Regions from separate parts of the Mus musculus genome. Here region 1 is linked to region 2. The links are chromatin contacts, found by Hi-C or POLR2A ChIA-PET in ENCODE. All regions are on one chromosome and are shown on one strand. The core of a region is the stretch at or near the end of the contact, and the rest is flanking DNA. Distances in the headings are between cores, read along the strand shown. Region 1 holds the start of Cav3 (caveolin 3). Region 2 has its middle 12 kb from the start of Gm38873.

Region 1 (3,512 bases), core at 290-2,789, 57 kb after region 2:
TCCAAGGCACAGGAGAGCAGAGCAAGGTCTTTGTCCCTTTGGTGTCACTGTGAATAAAGACAGCTTCCAGTAGAAAAGGTTAACTTTTGCTCACTGAATTCTGTTACACTTAAAACAACTGTTAGGGTGGAAGAGCCTGCTAAAATAACATGGACAAGGTAAAGGGGAGGCTTATAACTGGACCTACAACAAAGCTGGTCCCGCTGTCTTTCAAAGCCACCCTGAGGAGCATGTAAAAGACACTGATGTCCTTTCTCTAGTAAACTTCACAACTCTACAGGCATTTACACCTCTATACAGAGAGTCCTGGTTTCCCTGTAACAGGTTGGATTGTGGGTAAGAATGGCTAAGAAAGCCTCTCTCTGTTCTAGGAAAGGGACCACCTGGACCGCTCCAGAGGTAAGCAAGATAGGTTGAGATGGTAGAACAAGACTTACAAACCCAGGCACTAGAGACAGACTCTGCAGGATGCGTTCAGCCTTTCAGCACTTAGGGCGCTAAAAACAAACCTACACTACTTGGCGGCCCCACCTGTGCTGTGGTGTAAATTCTTCCTTCCAGGGCACAAAAAAGCAAGGTTGTCGTGGGTGTCAGGGTGAGAGGAATGCAGGAGAAAGCATCTCCACATCCATGACAAATCCATATCAGGGCAGAGCAGCTCACAGCACAGAAGACAGGAAACAGAGTCAGGAACCAGGACTAGATTTGCCCTTCAGAGACATGCGGCTCCCAGTGACCGACTTCCTCCTCTCGAGCCTGCATTCCACCCTCCAGCACCTCCAGATCCTCCACTCCAGTTGTGAATCCATCAGTGGCTTCATCTGCAGAAACACCCTCCCAGACAGCTCCAGAGGTGCGCTCTCCTAATCTCCTAGGTGTCTCAGTCCAGTTAACCTGACAGTCGAGATGAACTGGGAGTGGGAAGATGGCTCCATCTATAAAGTGCTTGCCGTGCAAACATGAAGACCTGTTTGCCAGGTGGGACTGCTGAGGTGGCTCAGCAAGTAAAGGTGCCTGCCACCAAGCCCCATGGCCTTAGTTTGATTTCCAAGATCTACGTGGCAGAAGGAGAAAACAGATTCCCTTGGGTTGTCCTCTGACCCCATGTATATGCTGTGTACTGCTCACTTGCACGCAAATAAATAAATAAATAAATAAATGTAATTTTAAAATGTTTACACACAGTGATTAACTACTACAGCAAACCCCTAATGTAAGGAGAATCTAGCAGACATTTCCAGTTCCAATAGAATCCTAACAAAGCCAGTCTCCTCTCCTCCAGGGTGGGAAGACTCTTGATGGTTATTTTCTGGTCCTTATAGTATCTCTAGTCACAGATAGGGTCATGGTGGCCCAGAGAAGAGACATGTGCCAAGGTCACTCAGGAGCTAGCAAGAGACAGAGCTGGGACCGAGCCCACCTCCCTTCTTGGGCAGCTGCTCCTGGGAGGAGCCTGAGTATGGAGTGGAGCAGAGCGGCAAATTCCAGGGACTCCAAGGGGTTTGCTCAGCCCGCCTCCACAGAGTACCGGGAAGGCCAGGCCCTGGTGGCTGGCAGGGAATGCCAGGTCTCCTCTCGCGTGAGGCCAATGTCCTGCACAGCCCCCTTTAAGGAGCGTTCTGCCATCCAGTCTTAATTTTAGCTTGGAGGCGTGCCACCAGCAGCTTTAACTAGAGGCCGGCTGAAGTTATGCAGGACAGCTGTCAGCCGGCATGCTGGGTGGGGCCTATTTAGCCGGCAGCGGCACCAGTCTGGAGACCCTAAGCTTGGTCTTTCTGCCCCCAGGACTATCAACGATACCAGCCACAAGGCTCTGATCGCCTCCTGAAGGAGCCCCAGCCTCACAATGATGACCGAAGAGCACACGGATCTGGAAGCTCGGATCATCAAGGACATTCACTGCAAGGAGATAGACTTGGTGAACCGCGACCCCAAGAACATCAATGAGGACATTGTGAAGGTAGGCTCGGTGCCCAAGTGGGACATCATGGTCCTCACACACTTGAAGTCAGCCTCCCCAAAATCCCCTGGATACTGTCTTCTTCAAACCCCAGCAAACAGGCAAAGTTGTACAGGCCTTAGCAAGGCAAGAAGAAAACTTTAACCACCTTCATAATGGTGTTAAGGGGAAGACACCAAAAATGCCATCTTACTAGTAGCTCCAAGTGCCTGCCCTTGGCTCTGGCCCCAGGCCCCAGAGGAGTCACTGGGAAGATACAGAACCTGGGCCAAGTGGTTGCTTTGCTTTGCCAGCAGCATTTAGGCTGTCTCCATAGTGGGCTTGGGGTTAATCTGAGGCCAGCTTCATCAGTGGCCCCTCCAAGAGACACTAGTTGCCCCACAGCAGTGCCTAGTATTTGTCTCTCAAGCAGAATGAGCCTTACAGGCCATCCTTCATGTTCCCTGCCTCCCTAGCTCCCTGCTTCAGCCAAGGCCTAGTAGCCAGGACTAGGCAAAGGCCTCTCAGCAGGCACCCAGAAAAGAATACTTAAGTGCCTTGGGTCCCCATGACTCAATCTCTGTCTAAACTAAATGCCAGAGGAACCCCATCAGAGCAAAGTCCCAGCCACCAGCTTCAGAGTCCCCAGAGTAGCTGGGCATCCAGGCTAGGTACTGGGACTCACAGGCCAGAGCTGCCTGTGGAACTACAGGTGCAGTGTGGCCCCGGAACAGTCACCCTGCGCACTGTCAAACCATCCACAGCACTGCAGTCACTCCTTCCAGCGGCTGAGCTCTGAATATAATTGTGAGGACTGTGCTCTCAGCATGACAGTCACTGTGGCTTAGTGTTACATGTGTAGTTTTTATAGGATTCCACTAGAGCCGTACCCGGCTTACAGAAAAGCTAGGCAGACATTATAGAGATGGCCAAAGTACCCACCTGCTGTGAAATTTAAAGTTTTCTAGCAGTTACTTAAAAAAAAGAAGAAATTGATTTTTATGAGGCCAACAAGATGGCTCAGTGAGAAATGATGCCCACTGCCAATTCTAATAACCCTGAGTTCTAGCCCAGAACCTATGTGATAGAAAGAAAACAGACTCCTACAAGGCCTCTGAATTCCACACATGCACCATAGCACATCATGTACACACACACACACACACACACACACACACACACACACACACACACATACACACACACACATACACACACACACATACACACACATACACATACACACACATACACACACACACACATACACACACACACACATACACGCACACACTAATTTTTAAAAGAAATTAATTTTTATGTTTTCACTTAATTCTGTATCCAGAATTGTAGCATTTCAACACCTAAGCCACATAAAAGGATACACATCTGTTTCTAGAACTCTGTATGTCTTTTACTGAGGACACACCTCTTTGTGGACTCCAGATTTTCCTCAGTAATACATGTTCCATATTTGGTTCATAAAATTTAACATTGAAAACTGATTCACATGGTCAGATTGTGCCGGACATTCTTACGTTTTTCCACAGTGGAGCCGCGTCTCTCTTTTTAT
Region 2 (3,312 bases), core at 622-3,121:
AAGGAAAGGAGACCTCTAGAAACTCTCTTTCCCTAACCCTAAAATCAAAAAGGCTAGAGAGAGATCCAAGACTGGTTCTGAAAAAGCTTGAGCCAGAGTTTGTTGGCCTAACAATCCATCTCTCAATTCCTGGTCCCCTTGCTGACCCCAGAATGAGGCTAACAAGAAGGTTGAGGAAAATGCAGTTTCACTCCTGTAACCACAGTAATTCTTGAGACCAGGAGACACTATGAAGAGCAAGGAAGAGATAGTCTTTACTGTTAGGAAGGAAAAGAGGCTACAAGCTTCACAAGCATCTCACTCAACTCTTACTACATCCTGAAGTGAGAATTTAAGCTGTGCCCAGGTCAAAAGTCAGGACTCTGAGGCACAGGAAGAAAATGATTGTACCCAGGTCTCCCAGTAGAACAACGGGGAAACTGTGAGTAGAGTATGTGTCCACTTGGCCTTCCCAACTTCTCGACCCCTTCAACCACATGGGACTTACTATCTTCAAATCATAATGGCATCTTTTTAAAAATATCTCTTCCACTCTTGGGCTCTAAACTCCAAGGAAGTGTCTAATGGTCCTCTGTACCCCTTATATTATTCTCAGTGTTGTTGAATAGGTGGATGGGTGGAAGGATGGATGAATGGTCTTATGGGAAGAAAGATATCTGGACAGACAGAGGTATATATAGGTAGGTGGGCAAACTGAAGAGTGGATGGAAGGTAGAACAGATCTACCTAGGAAGACGAATGGACAGGTAAGTGGGTGGGTGAATGGATATATGAAAGGACAGACAGACAGATGGATGGACAAATGAATGGGTAGATAATCGATCCTATGAGCATTAAGAAGTCACTGAAGACTTGAAAGAAGGAGACTGGCACACAGTGGCATAGAGAAGCACACACTAGGACCAACCCTCAAGAAGATCTCAGCCCAGTCAGAAAGGGACTTCACAGAGACTCAAAACATCTCTAGTCCTGAAATGTCACTTGTACAGATAGAGGTTGTGACCCCAGCCAGATAAGGAAGGATGTCCCTGTGTTCTAGGTGGTAAGAGGTTGGGGAGACAGCCTGGAGGAGCTATGGATAGAGCAATCACTGCAGCATAGCAGGACTTAGATGAACAGGGAGGAGAAGAAAACAAAGGCTGACAGCGAAGTCTGTGGTCTTCCTGGTACATCCCACCAGGGGAGGGTAGCCTCCATGCTTCTGCTCAGCAGGTTCGTGGCACCACTTTTTCATAACGAATTGGTCCAGTGACCCCCTCACCCTAGAGGACACTGGTACTACCAGTGTGGGTACACACCCACATACATGGGGGCTCTACATACCTCTTCCCAGCTGCCAAGAGGTGGTGGCCAGTAACCCAGACACCCTCCTAGTGACTTATACTGGAGCCCCAAGAGGCCAAAGCCCAGGCCATTGCTATGAGGCTTCCTGACCACCCCTTGCTTCCATTCTCCTTCAGGGCAAGCATTGAAAGTGGCGAGAAAGGCATGGACTCTACAGTAAGGGGACAAACCTCTTCCTAGCTGAATAACCTTGGGTAAGTCATTAACCTCTCTGAGCTCCAGCTTCACGGTGGAAAGTGGCATCTCCATTCCTCATAGAGAAATTTCAGTGCAAACAGCAGTGAGCAGGACATAGTTAGTCAACACAGAGTCTGATGCCTTGAGCAGGAGCCACCGCTATTACATATTGGAGAATAAAACTAAATCCTTCCTCCATCTGGCTGGAGAAGTTTAGACGCTCTCCAAGTCTCCAGCTGGGAGAGAAGGAAGAGGACATGTGATCTCTCCACCCACTGACACCTCCAGGAGACCCATATCCACTGGGACTAGCCACTAGCCTGGGTGTGGGCTGGGTAGGGCAGGCTCTGGGACTCTCTGACGCATTCTAGGGCTCTCCAAGGTAAAAAATAGCTTTGCTTTGTTCGCCTAGACACACACCCACTGGACTGGCAGCACGCCCACTGGACAGGCAAGTGGTGGGCTATTTCAAGCTGCATAAACAAGCCTCCACCAAGCCCCAACCTCAGGCCTCCAGAGAGCGGTATTAATAACCCACTATCTCATTCTCCCAGGCCAGAAAGACAGGAAGCAGAGCTCTGAGGCTGGCCAGTCCTGGTGTCCCCCACAATCCCAGCTGACAATGGCCACAACAGGACACTCAAATGTCATATTTCCCGCAAGTAAACAGAACACACAAAGGCTATGGTCGTCATAGTAACGATAACACCAGAAAATTGTTCTGACATATTTCACTGGCTCCCGGCTGCCCTGTTCCTACCACAGGGGCTCATCACTCCTCTCTTACACACTCCTCAGATCTGATGTCGCTGGGGCTTCTCTATCTGTTCTTCCTCTGCTCCATTGGCCCCCCCAACCTTCATTCCCACCTCCTCTCCACCCATCTAACTGCCCACACCCCCTACGCACGCATCTGCCTCCAGAAATCTTTCCTCCAGCTGCCCTTGCCCAAACTAGAGTGGCTCTTTCTGTCCAGCCTCTCATGATACACAGGGTCCATGAACATGGAATACCTCAGCACAGGGGACCTTGCAGGACAGAGATGTTGGTATCTATCTATACTGTGTCACTTCAGTTTGATGGTTAGGTATTTCCTGAAACAATGATTGCTCTTAGCCCTTCGGTGTGTCCATCCATAGGACTTTGCTGCTCCACACACACACACCCTAGCATTGAATCAAGTGTTCAGCTGTCTACTTATGAGCTATGCACCCATGCATATTAAGTTATCTTACAAGTTCTCTGCAGTGAAGAGAGACACAGAGTTGGTCAGGCTCAGTTACATTTGCTTTCTCTGGGAAGACTTGGACAAACATCTCTTCACTTCAGACAGGGTGTCAGTGACAGACTAAGTTCGACCAAGTTCAACCTGATAGACCCCCAAAGCATCACTGACACCCTGCCCTGCAGAGCTGACTCCAAGCCTCACCCTCTCATGCACTCCATAGAAGCTGCAGTGTGGAGTCCCCCTTTCAAGTCAATCTTCCATTTCCTTCCAATATGCCTTGTAGCTGGCAAGCATAAGGCAGGACTGAGTCGTGGCTGGAATCCCAAGTGAGGATTCGATGGCCTTCTCCTCTTCCTTCTTTCTAGAGAGAGTGTCGACAGCCCCATTCTCATTGCCATAGACCTAGCTACCACTGACCTACTCTTTTTGTTTGGTTGCCATAGCTACCAAGTCGAGGTGATCTCTACCCCCAAGGGGTCCATGGGATGGTCATGTTATGCCCAGAGAAAAAAGTCATATAAAAACAGATTCATGCTGTCAGAGGATCTTGAACGCGTTCACGA

The links. A loop is a pair of places that touch in the nucleus more often than their neighbours do. ChIA-PET counts read pairs that join two places held with the same protein, here RNA polymerase II (POLR2A).
Region 1: a loop to region 2 is called in a map of heart, with 4 times the contacts of the local background. The contact joins the promoter of Cav3 here to the enhancer-like site in region 2. A Hi-C loop is called at or near these places in 8 of 37 maps with a recorded cell type or tissue (CH12.LX, Patski, T-helper 17 cell and 3 more). POLR2A ChIA-PET finds 5 or more read pairs at or near these places in 1 of 5 experiments (embryonic stem cell).

The regions. Positions count from the first base shown.
Region 1 is chr6:112,457,966-112,461,477 of GRCm38, forward strand. Cav3 (caveolin 3) reads left to right here and starts at 1,540. Exons shown (of 2, transcript NM_007617.3): 1 at 1,540-1,960. The coding sequence starts at 1,847. The region is part of intron 1 of LOC115490429 (a long non-coding RNA gene); the gene reads right to left.
Region 2 is chr6:112,400,245-112,403,556 of GRCm38, forward strand. No RefSeq gene overlaps it. Among named protein-coding and RNA genes, the nearest start is that of Gm38873, 12 kb to the left of the region's middle. Within about 2 kb of position 1,872, at least 1 of the 3 ENCODE cell types and tissues checked has a DNase peak (open chromatin) inside an H3K27ac peak, as active enhancers do; it is heart, where a contact is called at or near this core.